Regions from separate parts of the Homo sapiens genome. Here region 2 is linked to region 1. A link is a loop called in an ENCODE intact Hi-C map of the cell type or tissue named here. Cell type or tissue: mammary epithelial cell. All regions are shown on one strand. Each heading gives the region's core, and the rest is flanking DNA. Links, peaks and the distances in the headings are about the cores only. Region 1 holds the start of WDR38 (WD repeat domain 38). Region 2 overlaps NR6A1 (nuclear receptor subfamily 6 group A member 1).

Region 1 (7,921 bases), core at 4,578-7,077:
GGTCAAGGCTTTAGTGAGCAGTGATTGCGCCACTTCACTCCAGCCTGGGCAACAAAGCGAGATCCTGTCACAAAACAAAACAAAAAAGCATAGTTACCTTACTGTGCTATCTGACACTAGAACTTACTCCTTCTATCTATTTTTTTTTTTTTTTGAGACCGGGTCTCACTCTGTCACCCAGGCTGGGGTGCAGTAGCATGATCTTGGCTCACTGCAACCTCCACCTCCTGGGTTCAAGTGATTCTCGTGCCTGAGCCTCCCTGCTAGCTGGGATTACAGGTGCCTGCCACCACGCCTGGCTAATTTTTGTAGTTTTAGTAGAGATGGGGTTTCAGCATGTTGGCCAGGCTGGTCTCAAACTCCTGACCTCAGGTGATCCATCCACTTTGGCCTCCCAAAGTGCTGGGATTACAGGTGTGAGCCACCACACCCGGCCTATCTAAGTGTATTTTTGTACCCATTATCCAACCTCTCTTCATCCTCCCCTCTCCCCTACTTCCCCACATCCTCACCAGCATCTTTTATTTTCTTTTGTGGGGTTTTTTGTTTGTTTTTTGTTTGTTTGTTTGTTTGAGACCGGGTCTCACTCTGGTCACCCAAGCTGGAGTGCAGTGGCATGATCACAGCTCACTGCAGCCTGGCCCTCCTGGGCTCAGGTGATCCTCGCACTCAGGCTCCCGAGTAGCTGGGATCACATGTGCACACCATCACATCCGGCCAATTTTTTGTATTTTTAGTAGAGACTGGTTTTCACCATGCTGCCCAGGCTGGTCTTGAACTCTTGGGCTCAAGCAATCCACCTGCCTCAGCCTCCTAAAGTGCTGGGATAGCAGGGGTGAGCCACCTTGCCTGGCCCTATTTTCTGTCTTTTTGATAAAAACCATTTTAACTGGGGTGAGATGATATCTCATTGTGGTTTTGATTTGCATTTTCCCAGTGATTAGTGACATTAAGCGTTTTTTTTGTTTGTTTTTCGTTTTTGGGTTTTTTTTTTTTTCTGAGACGGAGTCTCGCTTTCTCGCCAGGCTGGAGTGCAGTGGTGTGATCTCAGCTCACTGCAACCTCTGACTTCTGGGTTCAAGCGATTCTCCTGCCTCAGCTTCCCAAGTAGCTGGGACTATAGATGCATGCCACTATGCCTGGCTATATATTTTTTTGCATTTTTTAGTATAAATTTTTGCAGTTTTAGTAGAAATGGAGTTTCACCATGTTGGCCAGGCTGGTCTCGAACTCCTGACCTCAAGTGATCTGCCTGCCTCAGCCTCCCAAAGTGCTGGGATTACAGCTGTGAGCCACCGTGCCTGGCCAGGGAGCCTTTCTTGGTATCTTTGGGGCTACAGTAAAAAATGGTGGACTCATGAGATGATAACGCTTTCATGATAGCCCAGCTAACCATGCACAGGTGCCGTTCCAAGCACTTTACATACATTAATCCTCAAAGCCAACCTCATGCAGCAGGTACTAATTATTATCCTGATTTTAGAGGTGAGGAAAAGGAGGCACGGAAGCATTAAGTAACTGGCCCGAGGTCACAGGTGGTAGGTGACGGAGTCAGATCAGGGTGCAGCTGCCTGGCTTCTGAGGCTACACAGGTGACAGCTGGTTTTAAGCTGAACTAGAGCTTCCTGATTGATTCACAGACCAGGGTGGAGGTGGGGGAAGAATCCCAGGTCTTAATCTGGACAGCCCTCCCCTCACCGAGAAGTGGGTACCTGACCCCAGCTGGGTCAATCACGAGCTCTCTGAGGATCCTGATTTGCTGGGCTGCTCCCGGGATGAGTGAGTAGCACTGCTTCCTGCCCTTCCCTGGTGTGACAGTGTTGCTGTCTTTCCAATCCGTCATCCCAGAGCTTCTTGGTCCCTTTTGGCCATCCATGGTTTCTGTTGTTTGCAACCAGAGAACCCTGCTTGAGGTAGAATCTACATTACCACCAGGGTGCGGTGGCTCACGCCTGTAATCCCAGCACTTTGGGAGGCTGAGGTGGGTGGATCACCTGATGTCTGGAGTTTGAGACCAGCCTGGCCAACATGGTGAAACCCCATCTCTACTAAAAGTACAAAAATTAGCCAGGTGTGGTGGTGGGTGCCTGTAATCCCAGCTACTTGGGAGGCTGAGGCAGGAGAATCTCTTGAACCCAGGGGGCGGAGGTTGCAGTGAGCCGAGATTGCACCATTGCACTCCAACTTGGGCAACAAGAGCAAAACTCTGTCTCAAAAAAAAAAAAAAAAAAGAATCTAAATTACTTTCCTCCCCACCCGGACCTTTCCTAAGGGACTGTACCCTCCCTGACCCCATGGTTAGCCCATGACTCTGATGGATGGAGGCAAAAAAGATAATCACTGGAGGTCTCTAGTGATAGACCAAAGGGCTCTGTTTTTTGTTTGTTTGTTTGCTTTTGAGATGGAATTTCGCTCTCATCATCCAGGCTGGAGTGCAGTGGCGCCATCTCAGCTCACTGCAACCTCTGCCTCCCAGGTTCAAGCAATTCTCCTGCCTCAGCCTCCCGAGTAGCTGGGATGACAGGCACATGCCACCATGCCCGGCTAAGTTTTGTATTTTTAGTACAGACAGGGTTTCACCATGTTGGCCAGGCTGGTCTCGAACTCCTGACCTCAGGTGATGTACCCGCCTCGGCCTCCCAAAGTTCTGGGATTACAGGCGTGAGCCACCACGCTCGGCCGTGGCTCTGTTCTTACCCCTGTCATGTTGATCATTTCCCCAATCTGGACCAGAACACAGGCCCGCTCATAAAATTTGCAGCTGCCACAGCAGCAGAATTAATGCTTTGTGCAATAGAAGTGGGACTTTTAAAATGCTTTCAAGACTAGACGGCTGGATGGGGGCCAAGAAGATGACCTTTAACCAGCATAATGTAAGGTCTTGCGTGCGTTTCCGAAGAACTCATTGTGTGAGTACCAGACAGGGGAGGGAGGGCTGGCTGGACAGCAGTTCATGGGAAAAAGCTCTCGTGCATTTGCAGTGAATAACATAGCTCTTGGAAACATAAATGCCTCTAGTAATGCAGACTGCATTACTAGAGATGGAGTGTCTAGGAAACTGGAGATGACAGTACCTTTCAGCTTGGTGGTTGTCAGTCCAAACAGTGAGCATGGTTCTAGTTCTGGTCCACACACTTTTTAAGAGGGATAATGACAGGCCAGGTGCGGTGGCTCACGCCTGTAATCCCAGCACTTTGGGAGGCCAAGGCAGGCGGATCACGTGTCCGGCTAAATTTTGTATTTTTAGTAGACAGGGTTTCACCATGTTGGCCAGGCTGGTCTCGAACTCCTGACCTCGTGATCTGCCTGCCTCGGCCTCCCAAAGTGCTGGGATTACAGGGGTGAGCCACTGCATCTGGCTGGGAACAGGTATGTTTTAAAACCTGGAGGGCAGGCACGGCGCGGTGGCTCATGCCTATAATCCCAGCACTTTGGGAGGCCGAGGTGGGTGGATCACGAGGTCAGGAGTTTGAGACCAGCCTGGCCAACATGGTGAAACCCCATCTCTACTAAAAATACAAAAATTAGCTGGGCATGGTGGCAGGTGCCTGTAATCCCAGCTACTCGGGAGGCTGAGGCAGGAGAATTGCCTAAACCCAGGAAGCAGAGGTTGCAGTGAGCCCAGATCGCGCCACTGCACTCCAGCCAGCCCGGGAGACAGAGACTCCATCTTAGAAAAAAAAAAAACCTAGAGGGCAGGAGGAGCAGCTCAGGTATTGGAGCTGGGAGCTGGAACCTCGAAGAAACCAGGGCAATTAGGCTCTCCAACTCCCTCTCCTACTTCCTCTCTTGCCACAAAACAACATTCTCTGCTTCTTGGGGCACCGGTCAGGAAATGCTGGCTCCCCACTAAACTGTTCCAGACTTGGGGTAGGACTGCAGGTAGGGTATAAGAAATGGGGCAGGGCAAGGAAGCCAGGAAGAGTAAGGACAGGCAGGCAGGGGCCAGACAGGCGGGGCCGATTCTTTAAGAACAATTCAACAGATACCTGGGGCCCCTGCCCAGCTTAGAGCTGGAATGTGGCTCCTCAAAACCCCAAGGGTCCTGCCTTTTCTAGTCCCTCCCTTCCTCTCCTGAGAGTTGACCACTCTGGAGATTTGGGGGTTTTGCTTGCTTTTCTTATCCAAATAAATAGAGGGTTCTTTTTTGCCTGCCTTGATTGTTTTCTTTCTTTCTTTCTTTTTTTTTGCTGAACAGATGTTTGTGAGGTTTGTTGTCGTTGTTGTTTTGTTTTTAGTAGAGATGGGGTTTCACCATCTTGCCCAAGCTGGTCTTGAACTCCTGGCCTCAAATGATCTGCCTGCTTTGGTCTCCCAAAGAGCTAGGATTGCTGGCATGAAACACCATGCCTGGCCCTGTGGGGTGTTTTAAGGTTGACATGCGTAGCTGAGGAGAGGCAAGGCTGGTCCAGGACCTCCAGTCCCCTTCAGGGAATGGAGTGACAGTGAGAAAAGCCAGCGCGGCATCCATCCTGGACATCTTGGTAGAGCCCTCTCCCTGGACAGCCTGGCCAAATACAGGAGAGAAGGCGGCAGGCTCCCTGAGGAGAAGGAAGAGATAGTCAGTGGTGGAAAACTGGCAGAAACTTCTCCACCACTTCATCCGCGGAGATGATCCTCCGGACCCTGGCATTCACGTTGGTGGTTCCACCTACAGATGCCTGAGCCAAGCCCACGGGTTTCGACCCCAGCTCCACCCCTTCGGCCAAGCAGTCACTGGGCCTGGTGGACAAGGTCTACCCTGAGGGTTCTGGGAGTGAAGGGCTGGGCTGGGGAAGGTGGCTCTGGGCCCTCTGGATAGAGCAGGAGCAACCAAGTGGCTAGACAATGTGCCCAGGGCCGGGGCATGGGTTGGGGGGGTGCCTGAGCAGGAGAGCCAGAGGGCCAGGGAATAGTAGCTCTGGGGAGCTGTGTCTGGGAGCCACATCTGGGTGTGGGGGGACAGCTTTATAGGCCCAGCTCAGAAGGGTCCCACAGTGACCTAGGCCCTCTGGGATCTGGGATGGAGTGGGACTGCCTCAAAGCTGTCATTGTCGCTCCCTCACCCGCCTGACTGTCTGGGACTTAAAATAGCAGGAGCACAGCGGATCTCCTGAGAAGTTTCTGGCAAAGAGGTTTAGGGGGGGAGGGTGTGAGTCGCCGCTGGGAACTCTTGAGTTTGAAGCTCCCAAAGCCCAGCTGCTCCACCCCTGCCCCCAGGGAGCCTAGAATCCATGGGCGGGGCAGGTGGGGGGTCCTCTGTTCCCTCCCTGTCCTGCTGTGGGAGTGGGGAGACTGGGTCCTGCCCCAGCTCTGCCATGGAAGCACCGGCTAGATGGCTGGGCCAAGTCCTGCCCCCTTCGGACCTCAGTTTCCCAGATGTACCAGGAGTTGCGGACCTCAACATCTGCTGAGAGGTCCCTGGAGTTCATGGCAGGTGGTCCCAGTACAGACACCCAGAGTCAGACAGCCATGGGCTGAAATCCCAGTTCCACTCCTACTGGCTGAGTGGCTCTGAGCAAGTCCTCCCAGCTCTCCGGGTGAGTTTCTTCACCTGTAAATTAACAATGAAACCAAGTCCTGCTCGTTCCAAGCTTCAGATTGCGCTATCCGGTAAGGATCCTGGCAGCTCCTGGGCAACTGCCCCCCAGCCCCAGCCTCCACCCCATCCTCAGATGGCACATTTTGTGCTGCCAGGAATGTTAACAGCAACGTGACCCCACTTTTAATGCCATGTACTTTACACACACTACCTCTGGCTTCCACGCCCTGGAGGACAGAGCTGGCTACTGTCCCCAGCGCTCTCCTGGGACATCCTTAACCTCAGTACTGGCCACTCCTGGACGGAAGGGGTATTGGCTCCTGAGGGGGCCCTCTTGGGCATCTACCGTGTGCCAGGCCCTGTGCTTGGCTCACCCCTGGAGTCCTGTGGGGCAGGGCTGATGCTCCCGGTTGTGCAGATGGGGAGACAGGCTCGTTGCTCCCCTGTATCAAAGAGGTGCAGGGACCCCTTGCAGTTCGCAGTCCGCAGGGCGCGGGGCCGGGCTCTGGGCCGCGCGGTGCGTGTGGCTGGCGCGCCCTCTAGTGGCCGCTCTGCCTGCCGTGTTGCCCCGCGCGAGAGCTGCCCTAGAGTGGACGCGCAGCCGCTGGCGCGGGAAGTCCCTTCTCCCAGCCCGCCGCGGTCCCGCCTGCTGCGGCTCCACCTCCGCCGAACTGCAAGCGGTCTGGCCTGCCTGTCAGTCCTCGTGGCTTCGCAGGGACCCCACCATGGCCGCACGCCCCGCCCCGATTACCATGGAGACCGCCTGTACACAGTTTCCTCTTTCCTCTGCCCAGTCCTGGGGTCCCGCGGCCGCCTAGGAGGGAGCCCGCCGGGGCGGGGCGGGGCCGGGTGCCCATGAACAGCGGGGTCCCGGCCACGCTGGCCGTGCGGAGAGTGAAATTCTTCGGCCAGCACGGCGGGGAGGTGAGGTCCAGCGGGCTCTGCCCAGACTCCCGGCTTTGGATGCAGAGTGGTTCCTGGTTCTGTGTAGTGGGGGTTCCAGAATGTTCTCTGGGCAGTGGCTCAGGACATTGAGTCCAGAGTAGACTTTGCTAACCCAAGAAGGATCGAAGTAGGTTCTCAGCTCCAGTGCCGGGCCCCAGCTCCAGAGCAGCTCTAGGTTCTAAGCTCTGCCTGTAAAAAGAGCCCCGGGCTCTGGGCTCTGCCTCGAGAGGGGCACAAAGCTCCCTGCTGACTCTGGTGTTTTCTGGGGCCCTGGCTCTAAAGTGAACTCAGAACTTAGAGTAGATTCTGGACTCTCCGTTGTCAGCTGCGGCTCTGGAATGGGCTCTTAGCTCTGGGGTTCCAGGCTCTGGTTCCAGAGAAGGCTCTTGCCTCCAACTGCAGGCTCTGGCTTTACGGGACTCGAGAGAGGGCCCAGTGGGTCCCGGGTTCTGGGCTCTGGTGGTGGAGTGAGGCTTGAAGTCAAGCTCCAACCCCAGGCTCTTGGGGGGCAGTGTTTAGGGGTCAGAGATGAGCGGACAGGGGTTTCTTCCCCAGAATGGGACCGCTTTTGTGCTGTTTCTAGGTCAACTCTTCTGCCTTCTCCCCTGATGGCCAGATGCTGCTCACAGGCTCAGAAGATGGCTGCGTGTATGGCTGGGAGACCCGGAGTGGGCAGCTGCTGTGGAGGCTGGGTGGCCACACAGGTGGGGCTCCCACACCTGGCCGGGAAGACCGAGGCACAAGGGTCTGGCATGCTGCAGAGCTGACTGCAGTGACCTCCGATGAGCTGGGCACGGGTGCAAGGCAGGGCTGGGCAGGTTGGGAGATGGGACGAGATATCTGGGTGCTGGGGCTTAGACTCTAACAGGCCTGGACTCAGCCTTCTTTAAAAACACACACACACACACACATACATACAAAAACAACTGTAATGTAACACAGTAATACTTACTGTTGCATCCTTTTTTGTGTGTGACAGAGTCGCTCTCTGTCACCCAGGCTGGACAACCTCGGCTCACTGCAACCCCCGCCTCCTGGGTTCAAGCAATTCTCTGCCTCAGCCTCTCGAGTAGCTGGAATTATAGACACCTGCTACCACACCCAGCTAATTTTTTTGTATCTTTAGTAGAGACGGGGTTTCACCATCTTGGCCAGGCTGGTCTTGAACTCCTGACCTCGTGATCCACCCACCTCGGCCTCCCAAAGTGCTGGGATTAAAGGCGTGAGCCACTGCACCGGCTTTGTTGTGTCCATTTTTAAGTGTACAGTTCAGAGAATCCAGTACCTTCACATTGTCGTGACACCAATCTCCAGAGCTCTTCCTCTTGCAGAACTGAACCTCTGTCCCCACTAAACAAGTCCCCAATCTCCCTCCTCCCAGCCCCTGACAACCACTGTTTTTCTTTTTGTCTCGATGAATCTGACCTCTCTGGGTGCCTCTAAGTGGAGTCACAC
Region 2 (7,921 bases), core at 3,022-5,521, 240 kb before region 1:
AGAGCAACCCTGTCTCTAAAATAAAATTAAAATTAAAATTAAAATTAAGGCCTGGTGTGGTGGCTCACACCTATAATACCACCACTTTTGAAGGCCAAGGTGGGCAGATTGCTTGAGCCCAGGAGTTTGAGACCAGCCTGGGCAACATGACAAGACCGTCTCTAAAAAAATAAATAAAAATAAAAAACACAAAAATTAGCCAGGCATGGTGCCACACACCTGTAGTCCAAGCTACTAGGGAGGCTGAGGTGGGAGGATCGCTTGAGCCTGGGAGGTTGAGGCTGCACTGAGGCGTGAGCAAGCCACTTTCACTCCAGCCTGGGTGACAGGGCAAGACTCTATCTCAAACAAAACAAAAAATAAATAAGTAAATAAAAATTAAAAGAAAAGCTCAAACTTTGCAATCAATAGGGGGATGGCTAATAAATCTGTATAATACAAAGAACATTACTGGCATAAAGAAGTCTATAATATCTTGTTAATGAAAAGAATCAGTTTGATCTCATTTACAAAAACATATATTTAAAAGTATATAAAAGTTTACAGATGGACTTCTGCCACCCTAGCCAAGATGGAGTAATGGGGACCAGATTTGGTCACCTGGCTGGGGCAACTACAGAGCTGGACAAACCATATAAAACAATGATTTTCAGGTACTGGACCTCAGGCGGCCAAAGACAGTGACTCCAGAGAAAGAGGAAACAAATAAGGGAAGTCCTACAAATACCCACCGAAGCCCTGAGTTTCCAGCCTAGAGCACAGGAAGGGAGAACCCAGGTAGAGCTCAACAGTCCCAAGAGTTGAGGATTAGAAGCTGGGAGTCCAGGAGGCAGGGCAGCTGGAGTTCACAAAGAAGAGGGCTAGGAGGGAGAGGGCTATGCAGAGAGAGCACAGCTGAGATCTGCAGAGGGGTCCTCCAAGTCTTCAGCTGAGGACTGATCAGTGCACATATACGAGAAAAATTACCCAAAGCCAGGGAAAAAATCATCCCAAAGGAGTAGAGGGAACAATTCTGGGGCTCCATAGGGCCAAGAATAGTTTCTGTCTCCACCAGCCAGAATGAAAAACTTTCAAAGTTAGAGAATTTATTTCCTGAAAGTCCTAATTAGCATTTATATATCCCCCAACAACTGGCCCTCGGGTATTCTAAGAGCACTGATTCACTTATCAGATTAGCTGTTTGTCCTATTCAATCTATAAATGATAGAATCTAAGACAGGTGGTGATGGCAGGTTTGTGGCATGAGAGATGGATAAGTCAGCAGGAGCCAGAGAGGCAACTCCAACGGGTTGAGAGAATAGATCCTAAAAATATACTCTGCCTTAGGCTCCTCTTGACATAGACAAAAGTCCGCCACTATATGCAAAAATTCCCTTTGTAAATCAGCTTGGCACAAAAATGACTGTAAAGATAATATCATCATAACCCCTCCTCAATGAACTGGCTACCACACTGAAATTTTCTTTTTTTGTTGGTGCTTTTCAAGTCTCTGCAACTCTGCCCAAACAGACCTTCCCATTTACCATGTCCTTCTTCTTTGCAAGAGACACTCAAATGCATTAAAGACAATCCTTGCAAGCCTATTCCTGGAAAAATGGCTCTTCACAATCTTATTTGCCCTTGTGGTCCCAGTGATATAACTGGATTCAAAGCCTGGTATTGCTCTTTTAATGGTGTTTACTCAGTCCTGGTGAGGTTCACTTTTCACACAAATAAGATAGTTGGATTCCACTGAATGTTTCTATTCAGATCAAGTTAATACAAAGTTGGAGAGCTTAGATTCTTTATCATGTAACTTTGAGAATGCTCAGATGAATGCAGCATAAAAAGAAATTGCTGAACTTCCAGGCTAATGCATTAAAAACTGCATAGAATGTAATTCCATCATTACAATGCCCTAATTAGAAAGATAAATTAAGCAAAATGGGTAGGATGCTTTTTACAGTAAGTGTTTCACAACTAGTCATAATGATTTGAAAATCAACACTCAGCAAAATGATAATAGGCCTCTGAGAGGAAACTGGAGTAGGCACATATAGTTGGGGTTCCAGCGTGGGCACCAGGTACAAAACTGAGAAGTAAAATCCTGGTCTCTTAAAGGCCCATATAGCACCTTTAAAATCCTGCATGTGTATATGGTGAATTCTATAGAGGTCAAACACTGGAAACTAGCAAAGGTTATTATAATCAGTAGCAACACAATATTTATTTCAACTATTTCGTAATCCTAATTATCCCAACCTTCCAACTTTCTCCATTCCCCCACAAAGCACCTAACAAATCCTTGTGAAATATAAGGGTTTTTGCCTTTTTTTTTTTCCCAGAATGATACAAAACTTGGTAAGCAGACACTGAGTCACAAGGCTTTTGTCAAAGAGCTGAACAAGAGAAGACTGATTATAGGTTAAAATTTACATGTTCCTGGAATTCAGACAATTAAAATGAGCAGTAGCTAGAATGTTTGGAGCCAGAAAAACTTTGCCACTTAGTACTTGTACAATCTTAGGTTTTATTTATTTATTTATTTATTTATTTTGAGACAGAGTCTCGCTCTGTAGCCCAGGCTGCAGTGCAGTGGCACAATCTCCGCTCACTGCAACCTCCATGACCATGTTGGTCAGGCTGGTCTTGAACTCCTGACCTCAGGTGATCTGCCTGCCTCAGCCTCACAAAGCTGGGATTACAGGCGTGAGTCACCACGCCCAGCTCATTTCTGTTTTAAAACCAAGTTTTATTTGGCCATAAAACTTGTTGGCAGCTCATGAAACAGAAATTTCCTGAGATAGAAAAGAACTAATTGGACAGGCGCAGTGGCTCACATCTGTAATCCCAGCACTTTGGGAGGCCGAGGTGAGCAGATCACCTGAGGCCAGGAGTTCAAGACCAGCCTCGCCAACCAACATGGTGAAACCCCAACTCTACTGAAAATACAAAAATTAGCCAGGCATGGTGGCGCATGCCTGTAATCCCAAGCTACTCCACTGGCTGAAGCAGGAGAATCGCTTGAACTCGGGAAGCGGAGATTGCAGTGAGCCAAGATCGCGCCAATGCACTCCAGCCTGGGCGACAAAGCGGGACTCCATCTCAAAAAAAAAAAAAAAAAAAGAAAAGAACTAGAACTAATCACAATCCCACAACCACATAAACAAAAACATATATATTATAATATACTGAGGGGGTGTCTTTCTAAGCATAACATGAAATCCAGATATCATTAAAGAAATGATGATCAGATCTGCATCTATATAAAGGTCTAACTTCTAAAAGGCAAAGATCCCAAAATATATATACATACTTATACACACACATATATTAGTATTTACAAAACATAAAGAGTTCCTAAAAATCAGTAGGAAAAAGACAAGCAAACCACCCAATGGACAAAGAATATGACCAGGCAAAGATGCCCTAATATGATTAGAATGAGTAACAGTGAAAAGGTCACTAATAAAAACTCAAAAGTAAAGCAACCATTATAAACCATTTCTCATCAGATTGGCAAAAAATTAAAAATAGTGGTATATTTCAGTGGTGAAGTTTTGAAGAAATGGGTATGCTCATACAATGCTGGTGGTTGATGTACAACTTGAAAACAGCTTACAGGATCTACCAACATTTAAACTACACACACCCTGTGACCCAAAAATACCACTTCTCTCCATCTTAGAGAAATACACATGTTCACAAAAATATACGTATAAGGCACATTTATTACAATTTTAAAAAGTCAGAAGAAACCTAAATACTGATCAGTAGAGGAAGAGCCAAGATGGAGAGATGGGTAAGGAGATTAGAAACCAGACTTTTAGACTTCACCCAGTCAATCTGCAAGTCACTCATTCTAGATTTCAGCCAGGCTGCCAATCATTCAGCTAATTCCTCCCTCCCGTTGTTTATTAGCACCACTAACATAAAAGGAAATCACTCCAGCTTTGAGAGCCAATTTTGAAGATTCCCGGGTGGCCCTTATCCTACATAAGGCATTTCTTCAATGGCTGCAATTGGTATATTCTGCCTGGTTTTTGTTTTGTGGTAAATATTTTCATTCTATTTTTGTCTTTTATATAGTCAATTTCAGCAGCTGTAAGCCAGTCAACTGAATGGAAACACAATTAGCTAGCGCAGGGCACCTAGGTGTTATTATTTGGCCACTACAAATAATGCTACAGGGAAAGTTTCTGTACTTGTATCTTTTCTAGTGTCTGATGAGCTATTTTCAAAGGAAAAAGTCTTAGGGCTGGGTTATGAAGTTGGAAACTATAGAAAGCTTTATGAGTGGCTCCCTACAGCTTTGTCAGTTCCCCTAGTGATTGGACCCATCCAAACCGCTGTGGGTGTCCTAGAGTCCACCAGCAGAGGGCAGCATCCCCCAGACCAACAAGGCCTCAGGATGCAGACATTAAGCCTGGGGAGTGAAGAAAAGTGATCAGAAGACAAAGGCAAAATCCACAGAACATGCTAACCAGGGCTTCCAAAATTTGGGAGGTATGGCAGACCCTCGTACCTGCAAGATAACTGGGATTATCCACAACTAGCAACACCTAACACTCAGTGTCCTTGATTCCTTAACTGGCACCAAGATAAAAAAAAGTCACCTCCTCTTAAACAGGTATATATACTGGCCATGCCAAACCTTTATCAACTAGAATCTTGCCAAGCAACAAAGATTACTGAAGCCCAACCCCTGGGGAGACTAAACAGGCGATGCATTATGCTGCTGGCCTCATTTTGGCAGTTTCTGTTGAAAGAAAGAATGGAAAGGGCAAACCTACATATCCATCACAAATGTCTGGTTTCTCATTCCCTTTACTTGGCTTCATTTTAAACTGAGCTGGGGGCAAGGGAAGGATACTGTAAGCAGCAATGAGTTGAAAGGTAACCATGGCCAGGTACGGTGGCTCACACTTGTTATCCCAGCACTTTGGGAGGCTGAGGTAGGCGGATCACTTGAGGACAAAAGTTCGAGACCACCCTGGACAACATAATGAAACCCCATCTCTACTAAAAATGCAAAAAATTAGATGGGCGTGGTGGCATGTGCCTGTAATCCCAGCTACTCAGGAGGCTGCGGCAGGAGAATCACTTGAACCCGGGAGGCGGAGGTTGCATTGAGCCGAGATTGCACCACTGCACTCCAGCCTGGGCAACAGAGTGAGACTCTATCTCAAAAAATAAAAAAAATAGAATAAAGGAAAAAGAAAGGTAACCACGAGCCCAGAGCAGTTAGGTTACAGGTCAAAGAAAACAGAAATCACTATGGTTGAAATGTCTCCAACAGTGTTCACTTTAGATCATTAACCAAGTGAGTCATCCTAAATTAATCTGAACTAAAGTTTGGGCCACTCGATATTTCAGCTCTTGAAGGTCTAGGGAAATACCACATCCTTACCTATCAAGAGGCGAGACACAACAACTATTATTTGCCATTTGTTCACTGCCACTGATATGCTAACTTCTCCCTGGAACATTTATATGATCTGTATCACAGCCCACACTACAGTCATAATAAATAATACAGCATTGGTGAGAATAGGAAAGCAGGCTCTCTTACACCCTGATTGCAGAGTTGAGGTGGTAGGAGAGTAGGGGTGGGAGCAGTATTTACCACCATTTGGGGGAGGACGAATTTAGCAGCACCAAGATTCAAATGGATAAACTCTTTCACCTAGAAATTCCACTTCCAGGGTTTTACGCTACAAAAGTAATGCCATAAGTAAGCAAAGTATTATACAAGGATATTCACTGCAGCCCTATTCATAATAGAGAACAAATAAAAACAATCTAATTCCCACCAACAAAAGATGAATGAAATAAATCCTGGCATATCTATTAACGCAACCATTCGTTAAAACAATGAGACAGATCCATGAATCATATCATGGAACAATCTCTAACACAAATTAAGTGAAATAAAACAAGCTACACAATTAAGTATGTAATTTTAATTAAAAAAAAAATTTTTTTTGAGACAGGGTCTCCCTCTGTCGCCCAGGCTGGAGTGCAGTGGCGCAATCTTGGCTCAATGCAACCTCCGCCTCCTGGGCTAAAGTGATCCTCCTGCCTTGGCCTACCAAGTAGTTGGGACTACAAGCGCCTGCCACCACACCTGACTAATTTTTGTATCTCTGTAGAGATAGTGTTTCACCACGTTTCCCAGGCTGGTCTGAAACTCCTGAGCTCAAGCAATCTGCCTGCCTTGGCCTCCCAAAGCGCTGGGGTTACAGGCATGAGCCACCATACCTGGACTATAATTTTTACTTTTTTTAAAAAAACTGCATGTTTGGAAAGTCTAGAACCAGAGTATACATCAGACTGCCCAGGTTTCAGTTTTGGCCTGCTGCTTACTAGAAGTGTGACTTTACACTTCATCCTCAAACTTCAGTTTCCTTATCTGTAAAATAGGGAGGGGGGCACATATTGCCTTCAAAGGATTATGATGAAAATTCAATTCATTTATTTTATTGGCTGGCTGAGGTGGCTCACGCCTGTAATCCCAGCACTTTGGGAGGCCGAGGCAGGTGGATCACCTGAGGCCAGGAGTTCGAGACCAGCCTGACCAATATGGTGAAACCCCGTCTCTACTAAAAATACAAAATTAGCCAAGCATGGTGGTGCATGCCTGTAATCCCAGCTACTTGGGAGGCTGAGGCAGAAGAATCGTTTGAACTTGGGAGGCAGAGGTTGCAGTGAGCCAAGATTGCGCCATTGCACTCCAGCCTGGGCAACAAGAGCGAAACTTCATCTCCAAAAAAAAGAAAATTCAATTAATTTGTTTTATTGTTTTATATACATATATAAATATAACTGATTACACACAAATAAGGTAGCACAATATAAATGAATATATATAAATAAGGTACCTGCCATATAGCAAATGCTCAGAAGATATAGAAGATGATAATGATTATTATTAACATCACTACCTCTGAGAAGTTGAATTAAGGAGGTAACTTTGATTTACCAAGTTTTATACTTCCGTAAATAAATAATTTTTCAGAATAGGCATGAAGTACTTTTATAATTAAAAGATATACCCTTATTCCCAAGAGAAATGAAAACATATGTCCAAAGACTTGCATGTGAATGTTCATAGTAGCATTATTCACAAATGCTCATCAACTGGTGAATGGATAGATAAAATGTATGGCATATCCATACACTGGAATATATTCAGCACAAAAAGGAACTGACTACTCAAGTGCTATGGCACGGACAAACTTCAAAACCACCATGCTACGTGAAAGCAGCAAGACACAGATAATACATATGGTATAATTCAATTTATATGACATGTCCAGAAAAGACAAATCTATAGAGACAGTAGGATTAAGGATTGCTGGGTTTAACAGTAAAAGGGCAGAAAGGTCCTTATTAAGATGATGAAAATGTTCTAAAACTGATTTGTGGTAATGGTTGCAAAACTTGGTAAATATACCAAACATCGCTCAACTGTACAGAGTAAATTATGATATGTGAAACATGTCTCATTGTTTAAAAAAAAAAAAAAGGTTTAAAAAGATACATCCTTACAAAACCATGCCTATTTTACACTTATATAATGCTCTGCCCTTGGGAGGGGCTTTAACTTGCATTTCTCTATTTCATCCTCCTAACTATCATGTGAGGCAGACAGAGTAGGGACCATGCTCTTTGGAGAAAAAAGAAAAATGATGTTCAGATTAGGCCACAGCTACTGCTAGCAAATAAAGCACCCAGAGCCCAGATCGAAACACAACTAACTCAATAGATACAGTGGTAAAAATGTACCAAGACTTCAAGATTCCAGGAGTAATAACCAAACAGTGATCACAAGTACAGTGATGACCAGGGGCTTTGCCTGCAAAGTATACTCCTTTTTAAAATTCTTTAACTTTTTGAATAAATGTGCACTTAAGAAATCTGACATAAAACATGCTTTTTG

Evidence for each region. Peaks named below come from ENCODE experiments on the same cell type or tissue, not always from the same donor. Only the 100,000 strongest peaks of a DNase experiment are listed, where the experiment ranks them.
Region 2: a loop joins it to region 1, with 8 times the contacts of the local background. A loop is called at or near these places in 23 of 110 quality-filtered maps.

What each region holds. Positions count from the first base shown.
Region 1 is chr9:124,847,156-124,855,076 of GRCh38, forward strand. It overlaps WDR38 (WD repeat domain 38), which reads left to right and starts at 6,305. Exons shown (of 9, transcript NM_001045476.3): 1 at 6,305-6,445; 2 at 7,050-7,170. The coding sequence starts at 6,377. RefSeq lists a silencer at 6,357-6,406. In mammary epithelial cell, for the core only: CTCF peaks have their summits at 5,856 and 6,056 (motif pointing left); DNase peaks (open chromatin) are centred at 5,836 and 6,076; H3K4me3 peaks cover 948 bases.
Region 2 is chr9:124,613,317-124,621,237 of GRCh38, forward strand. The region is part of intron 2 of NR6A1 (nuclear receptor subfamily 6 group A member 1); the gene reads right to left. Among named protein-coding and RNA genes, the nearest start is that of MIR181A2HG, 41 kb to the right of the region's middle. RefSeq lists an enhancer at 4,333-4,834. In mammary epithelial cell, for the core only: a CTCF peak has its summit at 4,353 (motif pointing right); a DNase peak (open chromatin) is centred at 4,355.